2 separate regions of the Homo sapiens genome follow, and region 1 is linked to region 2. Evidence: read pairs that join two places in POLR2A ChIA-PET (ENCODE). Cell type or tissue: PC-9. All regions are shown on one strand. Links, peaks and the distances in the headings refer to the core of each region. The heading gives the core; the rest is flanking DNA. Region 1 has its middle 50 kb from the start of AHNAK. Region 2 holds the start of TMEM258 (transmembrane protein 258).

Evidence for each region. Peaks named below come from ENCODE experiments on the same cell type or tissue, not always from the same donor. Only the 100,000 strongest peaks of a DNase experiment are listed, where the experiment ranks them.
Region 1: POLR2A ChIA-PET joins it to region 2 with 6 read pairs; 2 of 35 experiments call an interaction of 5 or more read pairs at or near these places.

The regions. Positions count from the first base shown.
Region 1 is chr11:62,488,778-62,505,252 of GRCh38, reverse strand. It overlaps a transcript of AHNAK not described here. Among named protein-coding and RNA genes, the nearest start is that of AHNAK, 50 kb to the left of the region's middle. In PC-9, for the core only: CTCF peaks have their summits at 7,744 and 7,944; DNase peaks (open chromatin) are centred at 4,792 and 7,702; H3K27ac peaks cover 1,806 bases.
Region 2 is chr11:61,784,221-61,793,014 of GRCh38, reverse strand. MYRF (myelin regulatory factor) reads right to left here. Exons shown (of 27, transcript NM_001127392.3): 25 at 8,630-8,735; 26 at 7,141-7,215; 27 at 4,497-6,952. The coding sequence ends at 6,872. TMEM258 (transmembrane protein 258) reads left to right here and starts at 416. Exons shown (of 4, transcript NM_014206.4): 1 at 416-459; 2 at 2,413-2,522; 3 at 3,094-3,230; 4 at 3,780-4,066. The coding sequence starts at 457. The coding sequence ends at 3,220. FEN1 (flap structure-specific endonuclease 1) reads right to left here and starts at 104. Exons shown (of 2, transcript NM_004111.6): 1 at 1-104. It overlaps MIR611 (microRNA 611), which reads left to right and starts at 454; the gene lies at 454-520. RefSeq lists enhancers at 1-190, 104-398, 191-1,168, 6,440-7,184, 7,185-7,929. In PC-9, for the core only: CTCF peaks have their summits at 659, 864, 4,496 and 4,705; DNase peaks (open chromatin) are centred at 374 and 884; H3K4me3 peaks cover 1,747 bases; H3K27ac peaks cover 1,681 bases.

The DNA.
Region 1 (16,475 bases), core at 4,669-12,668, 710 kb before region 2:
TTGGAGGCGTGGGACACAGAGGGGAGCAAAGACGGGGCGAGCAAGTGGGAAAGAAGACCCTGGGGGGCTGTCGGGAAGCTGCTGAGACCAGGTATACACCTCCCAAGGGGTGGCCACGGGACCTCACCCCTTACCCTAGTGGGTCCCCAATGCCCAAACACTGGCCTTTCATTGCGCGCTTTCCCCTTTATCCAGACTTCCTTCAAATGACAGCTTTGTACCCTGAGAAACTAAGGTCCTGGAGAGTGTCAGCGTCATATATGTTATTGCTTTTGAAACTTTACATTTAAAAAGAGAGCTTTTAGACCCTGAGGGATGGGTCTCTCACGTGGTTATTTCAGGCCCATCAGCAGGCCAGCTTAGGGCATTTTGAAACGGCAGAGCCTTTTAGCCCATCCTCACAAACAGCGTGGTACCGCCTTGCTTTCTCCTCTGGGAGCTCCTGACATCCTCTGGATGCTGGGCTGCAGGGGGCAGGGTAGGGGGTGGGGCAGGGGCGCTTGACCCCTATGTGGAGGAGTTTTGGCCTTAAGGTTCCCCAGCCCCAGCCAGGTGAAAGGGGAGGCTTTTGACAACCTTGGGTCTTTCCAGCCAGTGTTTACCTAGGTGTGTGGTCTCCTCAAGGGCGCGTGGCTGCCAACCACGCCTCTGTCCTCTGTCTTCGGTGGCCAGGCGGTGGGGAGGGCTGGAATGTGAGCAGGCAGGCAAGAATAACGCCAGGGCATTTTCTATTTGTAAGATTGCAAGTTCGGCTCACAACTTGAATTTCAAGTGGGCCCTTCAGCCAGATAGGGAAGTCAGATGAGAGAGTGGAGGCAGCCAGTGCGGATTGTCTAAATTCCTAGAAAAATTCCTAGAAAATAAATTCTAGGAATTTAGCTGCAGGAGGGAGGAGCCCCAGGTGGGATAAGCTCTGGGTAAATTTGCTGGGGGGCCTGGCAGGGATGCTAGGCTTTTTGTCCTTCACGCTATTTAAACATCATGTTTTTCCAAAAATTGCGTGTCTCTTGAATCATATCTAAGACTCTCTTTCTTTCTCTCTCTCTCTTTCTTTCTTTCTTTTTCTTTCTCTCTCTCTCTCTTTCTGTTTTTGAGATAGAGTCTTGTTCTGTTGCCTAGGTTGGAGTGCAGTGGTGTGATCTTGGCTCACTGCAACCTCCACCTCCTGAGTTCAAGCAATTCTCCTGCCTCAACCTCCCTAGTAGCTGGGATTACAGGTGCGCACCACCATGCCTGGCTAATTTTTGTATTTTTAGTAGAGATGGGGTTTCACCATGTTGGCCAGGCTGGTCTGGAACTCCTGACCTCAGGTGATCCACCCGCCTCGGCCTCCCAAAGTGCAGGCATTACAGGCATAAGCCACCACGCCCGGCCTGGAGGCAGGGACTTTAAAAGAAGTTATTTTTTAAACTGAGCTGCTGCCCTCTTATGAAGGAAAACCACTCCCTCTAAGTACTGATTTTGGTGACTGCTCTTAGTTTGAAGTAATTATTGTGTCTAAAAATGGAAAATCACATGTTACTGTTTATCAAAAGGAAATAAACACCTTGGATTAATCGGGTTCTTGCCACTGGATGGTGAGTCCAGACCTTGCCGGCAACCCAGGTAAAAAGGCCACTCTGCATGTTCTGCAAACACTCACTTTTTTTTTCTTTTTCTTTTTTTTTTTTGAGATGGAGTCTTGCTTTGTTGTCCAGGCTGGAGTGCAATGACACGGTCTTGGCTCACTGCAACCTCTGCCTCCTGGGTTCAGGTGATTCTCCTGCCTCAGCCTCTTGAATAGCTGAGATTACAGGCGCCCGCCACCATGCCCGGCTAATTTTTCTTTTAGTAGAGACAGGGTTTCACCATGTTGGCCAGGCTGGTCTCGAACTCCTTACCCAGGATCCCCCCGCCTTGGCCTCCCAAAGTGCTGGGATTACAGGCGTGAGCCACCGTGCCCAGCCCACTTTCGTTGTTTTACAGTTTCCGAAGGGGAAGTGGTCAGATCCTGTGTGTCCGCTGAGGCTTACTTGCCATGCCTGGTTATGTAATCGTGGACAACCTTTGATTGGGCTTTGCTGGTGGCAGAAATAAGGACAGGAAAAAACATGGGAGTCAGGGCGTGTCCCCCACTCACTCTACTCTGACATGGATTGGACTGTTGATTGTTTTGTATTTATGAGCATTTGCTGAACTCTCACGGAATATGGAGAATTAAAAGTTGGACAGAAATGCTTCAGTAAGCCAGCGTGAACTGTACATAGGTTCACACAGGGAAAAAAAGGTCTTGGAGGTGGCTCCGAACACTACATGTCTCAGCCTTTTCATACTCCAGCCAATGCCCAGGGAGCACTTGGTGGTCTCTGCTTTTGACTTAGCTACTGTCAGCCTCTGCAGTCTCAAGCCGGCCTCTGCAGCCACACTCAGCTCTTCCCAGTACTCTTTTAACATACTCTTCTCTTTCCAGCACCTGGCTTTCATGCAGGCTTTTCTTCCTCATCCTTTGGGTTTCAGCTCAGAGGTCATTTCCTCCTGGAAGCCTTCCTGGATACTCCCCATCTTCCCCAGCTATCTCACGCATTCATGTTGCTCTGTACTTTTTTGTTCTTAGCACTATTCATATTAAAATATTAGTGGCCAATGGCTTGTCTGTCTGCCTCTTGCTCCGGACTGTCAGCTCTGTGAGTGAGAAGTAGTATGCTTGTCCATCATTATGTCTCCAGCACACGGCCAGGCACATGGCACGTGGCAGAAACTTGATAAGCCATCTTATCACTAACCGATCACTTCATACACTTCCCCTCAGCGACTGGTGCTCCAATTTTCCTTCTGTCAATTACTGTTTAGTTTCTTGATCTCTCAGGTTTTAGCCTGTACTTAGGGTAAAAACAAACAAAAGTTAAAGAACAAAACAAAATAAACATTCTCTAATAAACGGTTGCTGAAGTTTTGCACTTTGGCTGCTTTCCTTGAGCTGCTGAGTGTGAATTCAGCTAAATTCTGTGCCCTGTTGGCTGGCAAACTTCTCAAATTGACACCATTCCAGCCCCCAGGACTGCCCTGCTGGGGTGGGAAAGGAGGCAGAGGAAAAGCTTGGAGACTCTGAAGTCGAGGACCTGAAGCCCAAGAAAGGTGGGGTGGCAAGAACGGCAAAAAGGGTGTTGCTTGGGGCAGGAAGTTGAGGAAGAGGGAGTGAAGGAGTGCTCGGGTGTGGAAGAGGAGAAGACACCCCAAATCTGCCCAGTTTGGTCCGAAATGGGTGGCTGGCATCTGAAACGTCTCTCACTGCTTAAGTCTAGGAAGTGTGGCTTTTGATTATTCTTTTGTTCTCCTTCCCTTCCTTCCTAGAGAATTTTTTGACCTGGAAAGCCTGGCTGGGATGTGGAGGGTTGTGTTTCCCACCTGCAGCAATGCGGGGCTGGCTTTGTCTTTGCAGCGAACTGCCCCATGCCCCCTGCCTGCCCCACCGCTCTCTTTGAGCCTGACAGACACAGCAACAGTGGCTCCGTGGCCAGCGTCCAGCGCTGCAGAATGAGACAAAGCCCTGTGTATTTGCTGGGCAGCACTTGGCTGTGATATATTGACATGTGAGCGCAGTAGAGTATTTGTGGCATCTGGAGAGCAAAGTGCTCACATCATGCTGGGGTTTGGCAAGTGCATTTATTTCTCTCAGGGTTTGACAAAGTTCTTTTATTTTATTTTTTTGAGATGGAGTTTTGCTTTGTCATCAGGCTGAAGTGCAGTGGCGCGATCTCGGCTCACTGCAACCTCCACCTCCCGGGTTCAAGCAATTCCCCTGCCTCAGCCTCCTGAGTAGCTGGGACTACAAGTATGCACTACCCTGCCTGGCTAATTTTTTGTATTTTAGTAGAGATGGAATTTCATCACGTTGGCCAGGATGGTCTCAATCTCCTGACCTCATGATCCACCCACTTTGGCCTCCCCAAGTGTTGGGATTACAGGCGTGAGCCACCGTGCCTGGCAGGCAAAGTTCTTCTAGAATGTAGAATTTGAGGCATTGAGACTGGAAATCCCTTTGAAAGGCAGGGATAAAATTGTTTTTTTTTTTTGGATGGGGTCTCACTCTGACCCCCAGGCTGGAAAGCAGTGGTGCCATCTGCCACTCCACCTTCTGGGCTCAAGAAATCCTCCCACCTCAACCTCCCAAGTGCCACCACGCCTGACTAATTTGTTTTGTGTTTTTGATTTTTTTTTGTAGAGATGGTGTTTCACTATGTTGCCCAGGCTGGTCTCGAACTCTTGGGTTCAAGCAATTCTCCCATCTCAGCCTCCCAAAGTGTTAGGATTACAGATGTGAGCCACTGTGCCTGGCCAGAATTGTATGTTTTAATGTGATACAGTATGTCTGAGCAATGTCCACATCCAGTTGTCAAGGGGGAAAAAACTTGATAGTGAGCATTCCCAGCTCAACGCTGCCTTGTTCAAAACTCAGCTGACATAGAGGCTTCTGCTGGTTCCCTGTCCACACAGAGTAAGCTCTTCCCAGCCAAAGGGGAGATGAAAGGATTATTTACTATGTAAAGTGGTGAGGCAGAAATCTCCCAGTTTGTTCACTTAGCTCAAAGTGGGAGAAAAAAAATGATGTTGAGGCGGTTCTATAGCTCGATTTCTGGTATGATCAACTGGGAGCAGCAATTTAAAACCCACTTGGATTTTTTAAGTCACTGGGGAGGTTCGGAGCCACATACCACGCCCTGTGTGTCATCATCGGGCTCTCTGAGGGACAGCACGTAGGTTTGGGAGGAACAGGTTCAAACCTGACTCTGATCGTTAACGAAGGTAGTGTTCTGTAGCACACATGACTCTCTGGGCCAATCAGATTACCCCAGCCTTCTAGCACCTGTGTGAACTGACATAGCTGGGAAGCTGGCTAGGCTGGGCTCAGGTGGGGCAGCCAGGTACCTTTATAGTATGATTTGAAGGCCTCAGGTGAGGCTGCCCTAGCCTGAAATATCTCCCCTACTGGCTTGTCAAGGATGTCTGAATTTCGCTACTATTGAGTCATTCCTTTGCGTTTACTACGGTCCTCGTTTTGTGAGTGCAGATTGATCTGGAATACAGGATCCTTAACCTTCCCATCTTAATTGCGTGGATACAACTAGACTATGTTTAATCTCTTGGGTAAGCCACAAACTAAGTTCCACTTTTTCATGCCAGGCCTGTCTTGAGGCATTTCACCTGCCCTCTTCTCTATTCTGTTCAGCTTAGACAAGAAGCAAGCTGGAGCCAGGTAGTCTGGTGTGGGGGACAGAGGAGCAGAGGACTGGAAAGTGAGGGCACCCAGGAGCAGCAGGCTCTCCTTCCTGGCTTCTGGCTTTCCAGCACAGAAAAGCTTGGCTGAGCCTTGGTCTGGTGTCAGATGACGCCTGAAGGGAGATGTGATCTCCCCATTTTGGCCCAGATGGAGCACAGTTAGCTCTTACATGGACTTCCTTCCACTTACTCACTTTCCCTTTACCAGCTATCCTCTGTCCTCCTACTGCTGCACTCTCAGCCATCATCATTCTACGTGGCCTCATGCCAGAAGGGAAGTCTCATTGGCATCCCAGAGGAGCCAGGAGCTCCTAAGCCCCACCAGCACTCGGCCACACCCCTTTCCCCTTTGTGGCTTGGTTCACAGTCTCCAGGAGATGGAGGAGTGGCTAGGAGCTGCGCAGCTGCCGACAGCTCAACTTGTGCGGCTGGTTTTTTGTTTTTTTGAGATGGAGTCTTGCTCTGTTGCCCAGGCTGGAGTGCTGTGGTGCGATCTTGGCTCACTACAACCTCCGCCTCCCGGGTTCAAGCGATTCTCTTGCCTCAGTCTCCCGAATAGCTGAGATTACAGGCACACGATACCATGCCCAGTTAATTTTTTTGTATTTTTAGTAGAGACTGGGTTTCGCCATGTTGGTCAGGCTGGTCTCGAACTCCCGACCTCAGGTGATCCACCCGCCTCGGCCTCCCAAAGTGCTGGGATTACAGGCATAAGCCACTGCGCCTGGCAGGTTTGAACAGATACAGAGGATGTTTAGTGAGAGGCCAGTCGGATGCTATGGGTCTGCACTAAAGCCTTAAACCCTTTCTATCTTTTCCTCTTTCCCAGGCCTAGAAGACATGGTCAGAGTTCATCTACGTCATGCCCCTGCCTCCGGGCATATTTTATCTCCCCATGCCCATGCCTGTCTTCCAGAGACCACTCCCACCAAAGGAAGTGGGAGAAGCGAGGCGGAAGAGAGGCCATAAAGTCCGCTGGAATATAGGCTCCATGAAGGCAGGGATTTTTAATATATCCCCAGAGTCTAGAACAGTGCCTGGCCCACAGTAGATGCTCAATAAATATTTGTTGAATAATGAACCTCCCCTTGTTGAAGTAATCACAGCTGGTAAAGTACTTTCAATCCTAATGAATATTCTGTTGGACAGGTGGAAATTTTTAGAGCCAACATTTCCAAAGATCTATTTATTTTGTTTTTTGTTTTTATTTTATTTTTTTTAGAGAAGGGCCTTGCTCTGTCACTCAGGCTGGAGTGCACTGGCATGATCACAGCTCACTGCAACCTTGAACTCCTGGACTCAAGAGATCCTCCCACCTCAGCTTTCTGAGTAGCTCTTACTAAAGGCACAGCTTCCATGCCCAGCTAATAAAAAAAAATTTCTTTTTTTTTTTTTTTTAGAGTGAGTCTGGGTTCACTATGTTGCTCACGTGCTGCTCTCAAACTTCTGGCCTCAAGCGATCCTCCCACCTTGGCCTTCTAAAGCACTGGGATTATAGGCATGAGCCACTATGTCTGGCCCCAAAGATTCAATTTTTAATTACACCATATAGTGTAATTATAATTACACTATATAGTGTAATTATAATTACATTTAGTGTAATCTTAGTATGCCATTCATTTTGTAAAAAATTAAAACAATACAAGAGAAATTCCCCTTGTTCCAAACACACTTGCGTGCTCCTTCTTAGTGATAACCATTAGCTTCATCTTGGCATGTGCCCTGTAGACTTTGCTCAATGCATTTGGACAAGTCTGTATGTTAACATAGAAGCCTAGAGTTTTGTGGGTTAGCAACGACACAACAACCACAACAACAAAACCCATAAAACCATAAATAAGATTGGACTGTGCTGTTTTGCAGTTTCCTTTTTCCCCTCTTAACGTTTTGGAGATGTTCCATGTAGGTGAAAACAGACCTACCTCGTTCTTTTCATTGTGAAATATTGTGCAGCATAGATATATTGCATATTTGACAATTCCTCTATTGATGGACTTTTAAGTCATTTCCAGTGTTTACTTTTTTTTTTTTTGAGATGAAGTCTCCCCTCTGTCACCCAGGCTGGAGTGCAGTGGCTCAGTCTCGGCTCACTGCAACCTCTGCTTCCCAGGTTCAAGCGATTCTCCTGCCTCAGCCTCCTGAGTAGCTGGGATTACAGGGGCGTGCCACCACGCCTGGCAAAATTGTTTTGTATTTTTACTAGAGATGGAGTTTCGTCATTTTGGCCCAGCTGGTCTTGAACTCCTCACCTCAGGTTATCTGCCTGCCTCAGCCTCCCGAAGTGCTGGGATTACAGGTGTGAACCACCGCGCCTGGCCTATTACCAGTTTCTATGATCTTGTTAGAATAAAAATTTCAGCTCTCTCTTGGACAGGAAATTGTGAGTGATTCACACTAGTAACATAATCAGATATGTCGTAATGATGCTATTTAATGCTATGTCTTCTGTTACTTAGTAACTGTTTTACATAAAGGGCGTAATCATGTCTCCACCTTTTTTGATAGGAATGGTTGTGTATCACTTTTCTCCACCCATTTCACCATGACTTTTAGATATGAAATGGGAGAGTCTGGGGCCTTGGAGGGCCTCAGGGGAGTGACCTCCCCCTTCCCTTCCTTATCCTCTGTTTTCTTGAGTGGCTTCAAGGAGTTGTTTGGTGCCATAGCCTGCCCTTCTGCCACATCCTTTCCTGCCACATAGTGGTCATGTCCTGGAATGACGAGATGACAATGCCAATCATTCAGTCCCAGGCTGCATGGTGCACTGGCCTTTGGATTCCTCCTTTGATCAGCTCAGAACACTTTAGCAGTTGTTGGTTTTGACCTGTGCTTGGCTTTGATGATATCAGGCCCATCTTCAAACCTTTTCCTTGTACCTCAGGAATGATACCGCAGTCTGGATCCAGCCTTAATCTTTTCAAGGCCCACGCATCACTCAGTATAATATTTTCCACAGATAAGTACATTTTAAAAGGAAAAGCTTTAAGAACACTTTATATTTTATACCATTTAATTCCTTGGCAATTTTCTTCTCCCACCCACACCTTAATGTCATTTGCTCTTCTATTTTTCTCAACCTCTGTTTTCTTTTCTTTCTTTCTTTCCTTCCTTCCTTCCCTCCCTCCCTTCTTCCTTCCTTTTCCTTCCTTTCTTCCTTCCTTCCTTTCTTTCTTCTTTTTCTTTCTTTCTTTCTTTCTTGAGATGGAGTCTCCCTCCCTCTGCTGCTCAGGCTGGAGTGCAGTGATGCGATCTCGGCTCACTGCAACTGCCGCCTCCCGGGTTCAAGCAATTCTCCTGCCTCAGCCTACCGAGTAGCTGGGACTACAGGCACGCGCCACCACGCCCGGCTAACTTTTGTACTTTTAGTAGAGACAGGGTTTCACTATGTTGATCAGGCTGGTCTCGAACTCCTGACCTTGTGATCTGCCCGCCTCGGCCTCCCAAAGTGCTGGGATTACAGGTGTGAGCCACCGCTCCCGGCCAACCTGCTTTCAAGATTACATCAGAGTGGTGGCTGTGGAAGAATTTTTCTCCCTGAGAATTTTCTCTAGGCATAGTTCTTTGTTACTAACAAGATTTTCCTTCTCCCTGCTTGATGATTTCCGTACAGTTTAGACTCATAGAGTATCTTAATATTAATCTCTAGTGATTGAATTGCAACAGCACCTAGGATGGCTAGATTTCATAATGGCTTTTTCCTGAAGTTCACTTTTCAGAGGGAGCCTAGGACTTTTAAGGCAGTGTGACTTGTTTTAATGGTTTCAGATTAATTTTGTATTTGTATCAGAAAACCATTTACTTAATGATTTGATTGTTTCATTTTCTAAAGTGAATAGTAACTGAACTCGTTTCCTACTCCTTTATTTAGTCCAGCTACTATAGAATCTTTGTTTTGCTTGCTTTTAGTAATATTAACGTTATTTCTTTCTTTCTTCTTTTTTTTTTTTTGAGACAGGATCTGGCTCTGTCACCCATGCTGGAGTGCAGTGGCGCAATCTTGGCTCACTGCAGCCTCCGCCTCCTGGGATCAAGTGATCCTCCTGCTACAGCCTCCTGAGTAGCTGGGATTACAGGCATATACCACCATGCCTGGCTAATTTTTCTATTTTTAGTAGAGACGAGGTTTCATCATGTTGGCCAGGCTGGTCTCGAACTTCTGGCCTCAAATAATTCAACCGCCTTGGCTTCCCAAAGTTCTGGGATTACAGGCATGAGCCACTGCGCCTGGCATATTACTGCTATTTTTTTTTTTTTTTTTTGAGACGGAGTCTCGCTCTGTCCCCATGCTGGAGTGCAGTGGCGTGATCTCGGCTCACTGCAACCTCTGCCTCCCAGGTTCAAGTGATTCTCCTACCTCAGCTTCCCAAGTAGCTGGGACTACAGGTGCATGCCTTCATGCCCAGCTAATGTTTTTTTTTTTGTATTTTTAGAAGAGACTGGGTTTCACCACGTTGGCCAGGCTGGTCTCGATCTCCTGACCTCGTAATCTGCCTGCCTCGGCCTCCCAAAGTGCTGGGATTATAGGCATGAGTCACTGTCCCCGGCCTATTACTGTTATTTCTAAAGCACTCTAGTTTTGGCAATGAATTACAACAGGACACTGTGAGGTAATCTACATGTTTAGGTGAAAGCCATGCTTTCTATAGGATAACTTCTTATCTTGAATATACTGGCAACTTTGGCTTGGATTTTTTTTCCTTCTTTCATATTTCCTAATATATGCTATGAAACATGAATGGATGGTTTAGTGTTTAGAGTGTGGGTTTATGAACCAGGTAGTTTGGATTCAAATCTCAGCTCTGCCACTTTCTTTTTTTTTGCCCGGGTTGGGGGAGGTGGTCTCACTCTGTCACCTAGGCTAGAGTGCAGTGGTGTGATCACAGCTCACTGTAGCCTTGACTTCCCTGAGATCAGGTGATTGTCCCACCTCAGCCTCCTGAGTAGCTGGGACCACAGGCGTGTACCACCATGCCTGGCTACTTTTTTTTTTTTTTTTGAGATGGAGTTTCATTCTTGTTGCCCAGATTGGAGTGCAATGGCTCAATCTTGGCTCACTGCAACCTCCGCCTTCTGGGTTCAAGCGATTCTCGTGCCTCAGCCTCCTGAGTAGCTGAGATTACAGGCGCCCGCCATCACGCCATGCTAATTTTTGTATTTTAGTAGAGACCATGTTGGTCAGGCTGGTCTTGAACTCCTGACTTCAGGTGATCCACCTGCTTTGGCCTCCTAAAGTGCTGGGATTATAGGCGTGAGCCACTGCGCCCGGCGGTCCTGGCTAATTTTTGAATTCTTTGTGGAGACAAGGTTTCGCCATGTTGCCCAGGCTGATTTTGAACTCCTGGGCTCAAGCCATTTGCCTACCTTGGCCTCTCGAAGTGCTGGGATTACAGGTGTGAGCCATTGTGCCTGACCAGCTCTGGCTCTTTCTAGCTGTACCATCTAGGGCAAGTTATTTAAGCTCTCTGTACTTCAGTTTCTTCTTGTGTAAAACGGGGTAGTAGTAGTACTTGTCTCCAGAGTTGATGTAAGGAGTTGACATAAGGGTAAAAATCGTTTGGCATGTGGTAAGCGCCAATGTGTTTGCCATTATTATTCAATCTTTGTTTCTAAATTAAAAAAAAATTCCTTCCTTCTGTGGTTATTTGGACTTATTCTGAGTTTCATTTTATAACTAGAAACTGAACAATTGAAATAAAAAGAAGAGTCATCACATGCTGAATTTCTCAACCAAACTTTTTCTGGGAAAGACAGGATTGTTTTTGTAAAATAATTTATATCTGATTATTATTAGAATTTTAAAAATTTGTGAAGAAAGAAGAATCAGTGAGATGGGATTAATCTATGTGCAGTTTTTAAGAACCTTGGAAATTTTCATGCCATCGATTGTTAGAGAAATGCAAATATCATTCAGTTGAAAGACTCTTACACCATTCATTCATTTATTCACCACTCATTCATTCATTTATTCACCACTCATTCATTCTTTCATCACTCATCATTCATCTATCCAAGCCACAAACATTTCCAGAATGCCTGGGACACTGCTAAGCTCTCGGAGACAAAGACAAATAATTTATTGTCTCAGCATCTAGAAAACTCTAATGAAGAATTTGCTTCATTATGGGGAGGAAAAATTTAAGTGGCCCCAACAGTCCTCCTGAAAGCTCGGAACAGGGAAGATAGTTCACCTGTAAGAAGGAAGGATGAATAAGAAATTTCACCATTTGGCCCGGCCAGGTGGGTCACACCTGTAATCCTAACACTTTGGGAGGTGGAGATGGGAGGATCACTTGAGCCCAGGAGTTCAAGACCAGCCTGGTCAACATAGTGGGACCCCCCCCATCTCTTAAAAAATAAAAAAAAGGCTGGGCACGGTGGCTCACGCCTGTAATCCTAGCACTTTGGGAGGCCGAGGTGAGTGGATAACCTGAGGTCAGGAGTTTGAGACCAGCTTGGCCAAGATAGTGAAACCCCGTCTCTACTAAAAATAAGCTTAGCCACACACTTAGCTGGTGTGGTGGCACATGCCTATAATCCCAGCTACTTGGGAGGCTGAGGCAGGAGAATTGCTTGAACCCGGGAGGCAGAGGTTGCAGTGAGATTGTGCCACTGCACTCCAGCCTGGGCAACAGAGCGAGAGTCTGTCAAAAAAAAAAAAAAAAAAGAAAGAAAGAAAGAAAACAGGCCGAGCATGATGTCTTACACTTGTAATCCCAGCACTTTGTGAGGCTGAGGTGGGTGGATCATCTGAGGTCAGGAGTTCGAGACCAGCCTGGCCAACATGGTGAAACCCTGTCTCTACTAAAAATACTAAAAATTAGCTGGGCATGGTGACACACGCCTGTAATCCCAGCTACTTGGGAGGCTGAGGCAGGAGAATCCCTTGAACCTGGGAGGCTGGAGGTTGTGGTGAGCTGAGATCTGGCCACTGCCCTCCAGCCTGGGACACACAGTGAGACTCTGTCTCAAAAAAAAAAAAAAAAAAGAAAAGAAAAGAAAACAGTAGAAAGAAAATAAAAAAGAAATTTAATCTGTTTGAAACTGAAGGTCCCGATTCAATCCTTTCATGTAACCTTTGGGTTACTATCCCCTGGGGAAGAGCAATCTCCCTTTTTTTTTGAGACAGGGTCTCACTCTGTCGCCCCGGCTGGAGTGCAGTGGTGTGATCATGGCTCACTGTAGCCTTGACCTCCTGGACTCAGGCAGTCCTCCTGCCTCAGCCTCCTGAGTAGCTGGGACTACGGTTGTGTGCCACCACACCTGGCTAATTTTGTTTATTTTTTATTTTTTGTAGAGGTGGGGGTCTCACTATATTGCCCAGGCTGGTGTGGGACTCCTAGGCTCAGGTGATCCTCTTGCCTCAGCCTCTGAAAGTGCTAGGATTACAGGTGTGAGCCACTGCATCCTGCTGGGAAGAGTAATTTCCTGGGATGGTGTTAGACTTGGGCAAACACATGAAAAGAGTAACCCGTTGAAAACACTGATGGCAACCATAGTTCTCCACGAACTGGTTTCAGTGTTGCTGCCAGACGGAATCCTGCTATTGGTCAGGGAATCCCATGGCCAGGTGGGCTCTCCTTCTTGATGGGAACACTCCCCTTCCCCACAGATGGTAGCGACCTCTGATTGGAGATCTACTGTGTAAGGCATCAGGAACTCTGAGTGGAGCTGAATCTAGTGATCGGAACCCCTGCCCCGCAGTATCCAGCTTAATGCTGTTGGAGAAAAGATACCCAGAGGGCAGTAACCGATGAGTGCTGTGGTCCCACAATAAAACCCTCCTTTCTTACACATTGTTCCTCAGTGTTCAGTTGTACCTTATCTCTCTCCTTCTGTCCTTGCAAAGCCCTTGAGGAGAATGACTGGGTCTGGTGGGTGGATGAACCGGAGATAGCATTGTCCCCTTTGTGTGAGATTCCCCGGGCTTTCACAAAGGGCTGTCCTTCAGCTTAGGCCAGTTGTCTTCTAAAGATTCTCTGTTATCTTCTCTACAGCTAGAGATTCCAGGCAATGGTGGAGCTTGGGCTGGGTTGGGGTGTGTTGGGGGGTGGTAGTGGTAAACGTGGGGTCTCTGGTATTTTATACACCCATAGTAGGCATTTGAAAAGTGCTCATTGATTGGATGATTTGATGAGTGACCTGGTGATAATCTTTATCCTTGTTAGAACACACCACAGCCATCAGCACTGGAATGCAAAGACCAGAACAAACAGAAGGAAGCCAGCAGCCAAGCCGGGGCAGTTTCAGTCTCCACCCCAAATGCAGGTGAGAGAAGTGATGGGGACTGAAAGACGGATGACCTTGATTATGATAATGATACCCTTTATCACAGATGGGCATGCCTGCCTGGGCTGTGGAAGCCACACGTGGAAGGATATGGCTCAGGACCCCAGGAGCCCAGCCCCTCTTTCTCCTGGGCCTGGAAATTCAAACCCTACTCTTCTTTCAGCTTTGTGAGAAGCCCATAGGAAATGCACTTACTACAGAAGGATTACGTACTCCTTCAGAAGGAGTCTCAAGCGTTTCTTCATAGGGAGGGCTGCCGTGGAATATCCACATTCTTTTAAGACAGTACCTATTAAACCCAGAAGCCAGGGTGGGGCAGAAACCAAAGACTCAGAATTAAAGGGTTGGAATCTACTCCTAGTGGAAGATCTACCAGAGTGTAGAAAAAGTCTTTTTGATCCTCTAAAGGAAAGTCTTTTTCAGGCCTCCTAGGAGGGAGATGCCCACATGGAGGGTGAGCTGGAGGGGAAGAAGTGAGTGACTGTGGGCTATGGAAATCCTGGGTCATAGGGAGCTACGTGGAGGGGTCATTGGCTCAGTGTGGGCCGTAGCCATGTTTCTGGCCTGTACCAAAATGAAACTGTTTTTTGGAGGTAATTGCAAACATTTAAGAATCAGGAGACTGGCTGGGCATGGTGGCTCATGGTTGTAATCCAACACTTTGGGAGGCCGAGGCAGGCGGATCACTTGAGGTCAGGAGTTCAAGACCAGCCTAGCCAACATAGTGAAACCCTGTCTCTACTAGAAATATAAAAATTAGCCGGGTATGGTGGCAGGCACCTGTAATCCCAGCTACTCGGGAGGCTGAGACAGGAGAATTGCTTGAACCCAGGAGGCAGAGGTTGCCGTGAGTTGAGATTGCACCACTGCACTCCAGCCTGGGCGACGACAGAGTGATATTCCGTCCCAAAAAAACAAAACAAAACAATAAACAAAAATATGGAATGTATGGCCTCTCAACATTTTGTCATGTTCACTGAGCCCACATTCCCACATGGCAATGTCAGCTGGAGAGGACTGACTGCCGTGTCACTGGGCAAAGGGAGCTCCGCTTCCTTCTATCCGCTCCTGTGGACCCTCCTTCCTCCATCTGAGCCCCATTTTCTCCTCTCACCTCTTCCTTGCCCAGCGCTCCACCCATAGCCTGGGGTGAATGTCCGTTCAGCATATAAACAGGGACATACTCCACCTCCTTTAAAGAAAGCCTCCCAGCCTGGTGCGGTGGCTGACGCCTGTAATCCCAGCATTTTGGAAGGCGGAGGAGCAGGAGGATCACGAGGTCAGGAGTTCGAGACCAGCCTGGCCAAAACGGTGAAACCCTGTCTCTACCAAAAATACAAAATTAGCCGGGCGTGGTGGCGCACGCCTGTAATCCCAGCTACTCAGGAGGCTGAGGCAGAAGAATCGCTTAAACCCGGGAGGCGGAGGTTGCAGTGAGCTGAGATCAGGCCACTGCACTCTAGCCTGGGTGACAGAGCAAGACTCTGTCTCAAAAAAAAAAAAAAAAAAAAAAGAAAAAGAAAAGAAAGAAAGCCTCCCTCAAGCCCGAACCCCTCTTGCTGTGGTGCTATTCTTTGAGAGCCAACTGGAAAGCATTGCCTGTTCCATTCCTGTCGCCTCTTCCTCATCTTCCCTTCACTCCAGTCCCCCCACTTCCCGTTCCCAGGCTTCCACCCTGCCACTCAATACTGCTCTTGCTGATTCCACTTCATTGATATGAGTGCCCAGGGAAATCTCTGGGCACTTGGTGCTGTGCCCTCTCCTTCCATGAAACACCCTGCCCCCTCTGATTGGTGATATCGCCTTCATGTTGACGTCTGTTTGGTTAGGATGACTTTGCCCTCCCTTCCTAGGCCCTTTATGGGCTCCCCTCTTCCCACAACCTCGAAAGTGGCAGAATTTCCCAAGGACCTGTCATGGGTTTTTGTTTTTCTCACTCGGGACTCTCTCTCCGGGCAACCTCTTGGGGCTCTGTGGCTCTCAGGCCTGCTTCTCTTCCGAGCTCCAGGGCTGCACATCTGGGCTCCCCTCCACTCCCCCTCTCCCTGTCTCTCCATCCCCGTCCTTACCGTCTCTGGTCAGCTCTGCTAACCATCTGGCTACCACACCAGTCACCCACCTTCTTAACATTTCCAATGTTTTTGGTTTGTATTATTTGCTACAATCGCCTCCTAACTGTCTGCCTGTCTTAGCTCTTTTCCTCCATGGATAGACTGAGCTTAAATAGTGGTTAGTTTAAAATAAAAGAATCAAATCATGTTACTCCCCTCCTTGAAATTCTTCAGTGGCTGCTCATGGCTCTCGGGGTGAAGTTCACATCCTTGGCTCAGCACCCAAAGATGCCATGGCTCAGCTCTTGGCTCAGCCCGCACCACTTCCCATGTGGGCTTTTCACTCCAGCAACACCCTAGTGCTGGTCCCCACATCCATGATGCCGGTCTATGCTCCTATGTCTTTTTTTTTTTTTTTTGAGATGGAGTCTCACTCTGTGACCCAGGCTGGAATGCAGTGGCGTGATATCAACTCACTGCAACCTCCACCTCCCGCGTTCAAGCAATCCTCCTGCCTCAGCCTCCTGAGTAATTGGGATTACAGGCATGCACCACAATGTCCAGCTAATTTTTTTGTATTTTTAGTAGAGATGAGGTTTCACCATATTGGCCAGGCTGGTCTTGAACTCCTGACCTTGTGATCCACCCGCCTGGGCCTCCCAAAGTGCTGGGATTACAGGTGTGAGCCACCGCGCTGGGCCGCTCCTGTGTCTTTATTGTGCTCTTCCAAACCCCTCTGCCCCCTGTCTTCCTGGGCCTTTGAACCACCACTCCAGGCCCACCTGAGCCTCCAAGTCTGGGCTCAGGGCCCCTTCTCTGTGCTCTCCCATGCTGCCCAGGCATCCCTGTTTTGGCTCCCCTGGTGCTGGGCCTCCACTAGAC
Region 2 (8,794 bases), core at 1-8,000:
ACGCGGCCTCGGCGGCTAAAGCTTGGTTCGGGGTTGCCCCGGGCAGGCGGTCCTAAGCTCGCTCTCCCTTCTCAGCTTAGCGGCGGGTGGCCTGACGTTCAGCCGCCTTCCAAAGCCCGCGCTCCCGTCACGTGACCTGCTCGCCACGCACAGCCTCTTGGGGCGCGTAGTGCAGGCTGCGTCCCCTCAGACGGCTGCTCTCATGGCAACCAGTCCCTCCAGGGAGAACAGAGTCTCTCAGCGACCCTGGCGTACCCTTCTCCACCGCTTGTCCCCACTCCACCCACACCAGGTCCCCGCAGGCCCCTGCTCCCTCTACACCCGAAATCGCAGGACTACAAGTCCCTCAATGCCACTTGCGCCGGAGGCACTTCCTTTTCCGGTTGTGCTAGGCGCCTGCTCCTGCCGACGTGTTCTTCCGGTGGCGGAGCGGCGGATTAGCCTTCGCGGGGCAAAATGGTGAGAGCGTTGAGGGGAGTTCCAGACGGAGATGCGAGGACCCCTCGGGGTCTGACCCACACCGCGCTTATCTCCTCAGACGCCGGAGATCCAGAGGGCTAGACGCTCCTGGAACCTCCGGCTTGGGCTGAAGGGTGGGGAAGGGGGAAGCCCCTTGCCATGAACTCCTTAGGTTTCTCAGCTCGCGATTTCTAAGGGCGAGAGGCGTGGGGCGAATTTTGAATACCTTCCAGTTTGTATATCTCTGTTATCGGTGGTGTGTTATCTTTATTTGGAAAGTTCTTCTGCCGAACCCGTGCCCATCCTACAATGCCCTGGGCAAATGTTTATTGGTGAAGCACTTCCAACTCTCAGGCACTTGGCCAGACTTTCCTAGGAGCGCCCACAGCCTCTGTACAGATCTCTGGCCACGTTCCATGGACTTCTTTGTTTTCGGCCACGCCTCCTAGTGACCACCGTCTGACGCGCATCTAGCTCTGGGATGATGTCTATTCATCTTTGTATTCTCAGTGCCAAACAGAGGGCCCGTAATTGGAAGCTCAATAAATGGCAGTGATTGTCTTTATCATTTTGGGGGAAGGGGGCCGTGATTGTTTACTGAATTGAATTCCAGTGTCTCAGAACAATGGGGGCAGTTTACTTCTCTAGAGTTGTTATGTTCTGGATTTTAGAAGCATTGGCTGACCGGTGACAATGAAGTTAACATTTGTACAGATCTTTACGTTTACAGCCCTCTTTCATAAAAGACATTATCTCATCATCTTCCCTACAGCCTTAGGAAGGAAGCAAATACCTGTTGAGCAAAATACTCCCTGCTAGGCACTAGATGCTTTGATTCATCATCTTTCTTATTTTTCAGTTCTGTGAAATAGATATTACAGTCGCTTTACTCAGACTCAGATTACTCAGAACCAGAACTTGAATGTCTTGACCATAGCTCACAAGATTCCATAATAGCATAGGTAGTGAGGAAAATACTGAATTAGAAATTGAGGGCCAGGCGCGGTGGTTCACTCCTGTAATCCCAGCACTTTGGGAGGCTGAGGCGAGCGGATCAGGAGGTCAGAAGTTCAAGACCAGCCTGGCCAGCAAGGTGAAACCCTGTCTCTCCTAAAAATACAAAAAATTAGCCGGGCATGGTGGTTCACGCCTGTAATCCCAGCTGCTCGGGAGGCTGAGGCAGGATAATCACTTGAACCCAGAAGGCGGAGCTTGCAGTGAGCCGAGTTGGCACCACTGCACTCCAGGCACTCCAGCCTGGGCGATAGAGCAAGACTGTCTGGAAAAAAAAAAAAATTGAGCCTGGGCGCGGCAACTCACACCTGTAATCTCAGTACTTTGGGAGGCCGAGGCAGGCAGATCACCTGAGGTCAGGAATTCAAGACCATCCTGGCCAGCATGGCAAAACCCCATCTCTACTAAAAATACAAAAATTAGATGTGGTGGTGCGCACCTGTAATCCTATAGTCCCAGCTACTCGAGAGGCTGAGGTATGAGAATCTCTAGAACCCGGGAGGCAGAGGTTGCAGTGAGCCGAGATCGTGCCACTGCCCTCCAGCCCGGGCGACAGAGTGAGACGCCGTCCAAAAAATGAGACTCCGTCAAAAAAAAAAGATATTGAGATCTGGGTACCACCAGTCAGTGACTTATAGCGGGGGTTCTCAGCTTGGTGTCTATAGACACTGGTCCACAAAGCTCCGGAAATTGTAGGCAAACTTTTTCTTGTATGTGGTTTTTCTCAGGCAGAGAGTTCGTACCTTTAGTCACGTTTTCATAGTGGTCAGATTATTGGCCTCAGAAAATGCTAATAAGGGCCATTGATCTGCAGCTACATTTCCGGGCTAAAATCAGCCTCTGTTTCACGGCAGCACCAGGCTCCTTGATAACCGCATGTTCTCTCCAGGCTGAAATCGTGGGATTCTTTGATAGCTCTGATCTCTTTCCCTCCTCTAGGAGCTCGAGGCCATGAGCAGATATACCAGCCCAGTGAACCCAGCTGTCTTCCCCCATCTGACCGTGGTGCTTTTGGCCATTGGCATGTTCTTCACCGCCTGGTTCTTCGTGTATCCTTTCACTGAGCAGCCAGAGGACCAGCATTAGTGATGTGGGAAGCTCAGGGAGAAACCACGCTAGGTACATGGACCCCGCCGGTTTTGTACATTGGATTGGGGCTGAGAGAAGGTAAGGAGGAGAGGAGGGCTAGTGATGCCCAGGGGCAGGTTATAGCCTTATTTCCCAAGTTCAGGTGAGCTCAGTTTGTTCTTTGGATTTCCAGGACAGTGAGCAGGGGACCTGGCTGGAGTGGAGGTGGGGAATAGGGGTGCTACAGTTGGAAAGGTGGTATAAGGAAGGGTGCACTCAGGTGTCAGGAGGTCTGAGGGCTAGTCCCAGCTCCGGCCCTCATGAGCTGTGTGACCTGGGGCAAGTGACCTAACTCCTCTGGGTCTCATTTTCTTCATGGCAGTGGAGCACCAGAGTCCAAGGCATCTCTTAGGCCCCTCTGCCTGGCTGCTCTGAGCCAGATAGGCCTCCCAGAAGGCATTGAGCCAATGCTTTTCTCCTCAGATTGCCGTGGGCTGGGCTCTCTGCACTCCACAGTCCACCCCTTCGCTTTGCCTTAACTGCTGTGCCCAGTTACGAGGTCACCTCTACCAAGTACACTCGTGATATCTATAAAGAGCTCCTCATCTCCTTAGTGGCCTCACTCTTCATGGGCTTTGGAGTCCTCTTCCTGCTGCTCTGGGTTGGCATCTACGTGTGAGCACCCAAGGGTAAGAGCTGCAATGGGATGGATGCGTGAGCCTCCAAGGCACAGCCCAGGGAAGCCTCCCCAGAGTCAGGTCAGCAGGGTCCTTAAAGCTCTTACCAGCATGACCCCTTGGTTGATGGAGACAGACTCAGTGGAATGGGTAGGGACACTAGACATTTGTGCCTCTTTCCCTGCCCCTCATACGGATTTGAGCCAAATGTGACTCTCAGTTCTGAGCTCACATGGCCCAAGGCCTCGATCTGCCTTTGGGATGTACCACCTAGAAGTGTGGACGCAGGCATCCCATGGCTGTACATTTACATTCTTAGAAGTCAGACCCCAGTGACTTGGAGAGGCTGCTGGGAAGTCAGCTGGCTGAAAGGGGGTCAAGATCCAGGGCTTAAAACTTGCTGCAGACAATCCACCAAACAGGCCACTAGGAATCAGCTCTGGTGGCTCATCCTCAGAGGTGTGTGCTCAATAGCCCTTGCCCCAGGAGCACAGGGGTGCAGGGAGAGAAGGAGGAAAGAAGGGCCATTGGTCTTATTTTGATACCCCTCTCCTCTTTTAGGTAACAACCAGATGGCTTCACTGAAACCTGCTTTTGTAAATTACTTTTTTTTACTGTTGCTGGAAGTGTCCCACCTGCTGCTCATAATAAATGCAGATGTATAGCAGTCCTGTCTGGGGCCCATTCTGCAGGGGTGGTGGGTGCTGGGACCTACATTGCTTCCCCAATCTCTTCCCTTTCCCATTTCTCATCTGCCTTTCACAGTTCCTGCTGCTGATCTACTTAAGGGGGATGAGATTTGTGTAGCACCGGTGTTTTGTCATTGGAATTTAAGGCTTACCTGTGGATAGGGTCTGGGCCTACCCTTTTCTATTGTTTCTAGGACAAACTTCTCTGGGAACCCACATCGGTCCATTCTGCCCTAGGCCAGTCCCTGCCATAAACATAGCCACCATTCTCTGTGCTGGGGCATCCTCACCAGGCTCAGCTTCTCCCCCTAAGAAGGCTTTTCTCCTCAGTGGCTACTTTTAATGCAGGTGGGCAGCAGCGGGTGCGCAGGAGGGGAAGGTGTGGCCATGGGAGAGGCTGATGAGTCCACTCCTAGCCCCAATATGAAGCTAAGAGGATAAGGGGTATGAAGCATCCATTTGGCCCTCTGGTTCAGGCGCTCAGAGATTCCAGGCTTCTCAGGAAGAACTTTGAATTCCAATTGGCCCTAGCCTTATAGGTGACTCCTCTCCCACCAGACCAATCCCAAGAAGAGACAAGGAGGCAAGCTCAGATACAAAGCAGTATTTATACATTTATTTATATATGTATATTTACTTCAGAAGAAACGAACATTTCGGGGACAGGAAGCAAGCAGGCCCGGGGCTGCTTCCCTCACTGCCCACCTCAGAGTCAGAGTTGGCACATGACAAATACCAAGCTCAGGGAGAAGAACTGGGAGTTAACTGGGAAGTAGGGGGCGCTCTATGCACACGCAGGCTTCTAAGGGTGCACGGTATGGGCAGGAGGATTTGCACTGGGAGGCCCTATGTACAGCTTGAAGCTAGGGGGAGATTAGCCCAGTGACTACAGGAACAAACGCCAAAGGAGAGAGAAGAAGGGAGGGATGACCTGCTGGACCCCAGGGCAGGGACAGGGCCAAGACACTCACACCATTGCCAGCCGGGCAGCTGGCAGCTTCCAGCAGGTGGCCCACTTACCTTCCCTGAAGCCCTTTTACCACAGGCTTAAGGCAACTTTGGTCCAAGGTTGACCCCCTCAAGCAGCTTGGATCCCCAGCCTGTCCCCAACTCCTGCACTGAGGAACCCCTCCCCAGGCTTGGAAACAGAGCCAGCTGCTAACGGTTTTGGGGCTGTGCTGTGTCCAGATGGGCTCCATGGGGCAGTGGACGGTCACTTTCCAGTTAAGGACTGAGGGCCCGCAGTCCAAGAACATGAACCCCCATTGAGGAAGCCCAGGAATCCTATTACATGGAGTGGGGCTCGGCAGTTTTAAGGCATAGGGAGGATTCCCCCAGTGGGAGGGAGAACAAAGTCATCATAAGGAAGGCTCAGCCCCTGCATGGTTTGGGAATCGTAAAATTCCTATGTCAACGGAACCAAATTGGGGAGGGGGCTGGGAGCAAGCTATCCCTGCTATTCCTGCATCCCCCTGCTCTTCCCTATCCTGAGGACAAGTGCTTTGAGATCAATGGCAAAAGGGGGCCTGCAGTTCATAGGCTTCAAGGAAAGGCCTCCACTATAGAAAGGCCTCCCATTCAAAGCTGAGAATGAGTGGTGGGACAGGGGCAAGGCCTGCTTCCCAAAGAGGTGGCAGCATACCACAGGGCAAGGACAGCAATTCCCTTTCCCATTTCTGGACCCATGGCAGACATGGCTAAATGAATACTACACTCCTTCCATGAGCCTGGATGTAGCCTCGGAATGCACCAGGCACCACTAAGAAACTTGAAGGTGGCACTTAAGATACAACTTCTTCCCTAACCCAGGGTCTTGGTGGTTGGGAGTGGGATGGGTGTCGGAGGCTCCCTGGGAGGGATCAGAGTCAGAGCCCTGTCTTTGCAAGTGTCACACCCCTGCTCTGGCCCACTCTGAGCTTTCTAGCTCCATCCTTCCATTCCTTCCTGCCCTGGTTTAAGTGCATTTAGTAATTACTTCATTAATAACAGCAAAAGCTATTTGCATCTGCCCACCAGCCAAGACCAGGCTGCTGCTTGAGGGATTCCTGCTCCTCTGCTCAGAGAGAATGATGTGGTCACTGATCACTGTGAGCTCCAGACGCTCCCAGGAACGCAGGCAGTGAAGCTGCAATACCATCTGGGGGCTCAAAGGGAATTTCCTCTTCCTGGATATTCCTGGTTCAAGGCTCTAGGGCTTACCTGGCCCACTGGCCCCTACTGGTTCAGGCCTGTGAAGGGCTGAGGGTGGCTTCACCAGGCACTGAGTAGACTTAAGGCACAAAGTCAGTTTCTCCAACCCAGGCAGGGCTGGCCTCGGCTGCCCTGGGACTTCTTGGGAGCCAAGCCCTCCCAGGGAGAAGAAACCTCCTGGGCCACACTTAAAGCTTAGAAGTCCGAGTCTGGCGTAACAGGCAAACCCCAGAAAGTCCACTACCAAGCCATCCCCCAGGGAACAGCTTTAAGGGGGAGAGCCGTCTGCCCTCCATTGACTCATGGGGGTCCACCCAAGTCTCTTAGGGCTGGATCCGAGCCCCCTGCTGATCTCAAAGGTGGGCAGGTCCTCTCTCCAAAAGGGTTGGCTCCAGTCTCAAAAGGGGAGGCAAGGGAGAATGGGCTCTGAACAAATCAGGGCCACAGGCTTCCCCTTCCCTCCAGGGCACCTGAACCAGCCCTCCAACCACCATATCTGGAAAGAGGTAAACTGGTCCTGTCCTGGCCCCTAGGGGGTGGCAGGCAGGAAGGCCCAAGAAGTCTCTGGCTCTCAGGTTCCCTCTGTGCCGTGAGGGGCGACCAGCTGGAACAGCAACTCCAGTGTGAAGACTTCCAGTTTCACCAGTCTCGGGTAGGGCCAGTGAACAGCAGAGCTGGCCTGCAGCGGGCTCCAGTGTAACACCATTGCATCCAGTGTTGGGGGGTGCCTGGGCACCCCTGGTCCCTGGTGTGGTGCTGCCTCAGGAGGGCAGCTCAGTCACACAGGCGGTAGAAGTGGAAGTGGTAGTCTGTGGCTGGCTGGGCGAGAGCCTCTGAACTGCAGTTGGCCTGACCCTGGGTGGAAGGGCAGTGGGAAGGTGAGGTGGCTCTGGGGGTGCGGGGCAGATGGCACTCCCTGCTGACATTGCTTGACACTGTGCCCCCAGCCCTACCACATACTGTGCAAACCCCCCATTCCTCAAGCCCCACGTCGCAGACAGGGGTGCCCAGACCTCCAGGGTAGGTGGGATGCCCCTGCTCACCAGCAGTGCCACCCGGAAGTGGTAGGTGAATTCACGGAAGGACAGGATGGTTATTGGCCACCGGTGAGAGGTGCCCTGGAGAGAAGGGAGAGAGGGGTCAGGACAGACTGCTGCCCTTATCCCAACCAGCATCTCTCACCACGGCCGTCGCAGTCCTGGGGTCTGTGGGGAGTTTTATGAAGGAAAAAAGCAGAGAACTTTGAAGAGATAGGAAGGAGCATGTTCTGCTTTGGCAGAAGGAGCAATGGCAGCTACTCCATGCAGACCGTGCCCGGGACTGGCAGGTCCACAGCCACCTCCACCTGGCCCCTGCCTCCTTCCCAGTCCTGTTGTGCTGGGTTCCCTCACCCACTATGCTCTGGGCACATCAAAGTATTTCATTAGCCCCATCCTCAGTACAATCCAGTGACACAGTGCTGCTACTAGCCCCATCTTCTGGATGAGGAAACTGAGCCACTTCCTAAAAATCACACAGTGTGGCAAAATCACACAGCTGGGATTCAAACCCAGGTCTGTCTGGCTGTCTCCCTCACAGGGTGGCATGCAGCCTGGCTGCAGGCAGCTTGCCCATCTACCTGAGGCTTTGGCTGTGCGTCTGTGATGTGGTTTCAGGCCCGAGCACCATGTCTGCTGTGTGTCTAGCTGGGCTCTCCCTCTGTCTTGGACCCTGTCTCTTCTGCAGGGCGACAGGGCTCGGGCCTCCCTCAGAAGCACCCCCACCTCTGTTGCAGGTGCTTTCTGCACGTCTTTTCTCCCTCACTATAGAGTACGTTCTTGGAAGTCAAAACCTGTGTCTACTCCACCTCTCTCCCCTGCAGCTAGGCCCACCCAGCACAGGGCCTGGGACAGATGGGGCCCCAATCAATATTTTCTGAGTAAACACATGAATGGGCAAGAAAAAATAATCACTACTTCCCTTCATTTGTCCTGAGCGTCTTCTCCCATGGCCTCTTAGGCTCAAGAAGAAACTGGGGGTCCATCAGCCCCAGGGACAGTCATAACTTCCGGTTACCTGGCCAGGGAGGAGCTCACCATCCAGTTCTCCCAGAAGAGGTGGCCAAACATGGAACCTGAGGGGCCCTCTGATGCTGTACATCTAGCTGTGCCACTTCCCCAACCTGAGCATGAGGTCGGCTCCTTCCTGCTTCTGCAGACACCTCCAGTGAGCCACAGCCCTCCCCGCCATGGGCTCCCAGACACCTGCCTGTTTCCATCATTGCACTCATCCACATTAGCACCTGTGATCTGCTGTCTTCCCCACGTCTCCAGCACGGCAGGGCTGGGAGATGCTCAGCAGAGTGCAATGAACAAACACGGGCACGCGTGCCCCTCCCTGGGACACAGAGGCCCAGGCCCCAGAGTGTCCCTTGTGGAGAAGGCTTTACTCTATAACTCCCAGCTTCTGCTCCTTGCCCATTTTGGGGCCCAGTTGTGCCAGGAGAGAAGCAGCTCGGGCCTGGCCGGCCCGCAGCTTCCCAGTCCCACCTACCTGGGTGTCCTGGTGGGTGTGGAGACTCTGTGGAAGGCTCCCCTCCTCACATGGTTCCTCCTTTGACCTCAGGCTGCACAGCACCACAGACACGGGGGAGGAGGAGCTGTAGACAGGCCCAGTTAGCAGAGAAATGAGGTTCTAGAGTCCCTCAACCCCAGCCCC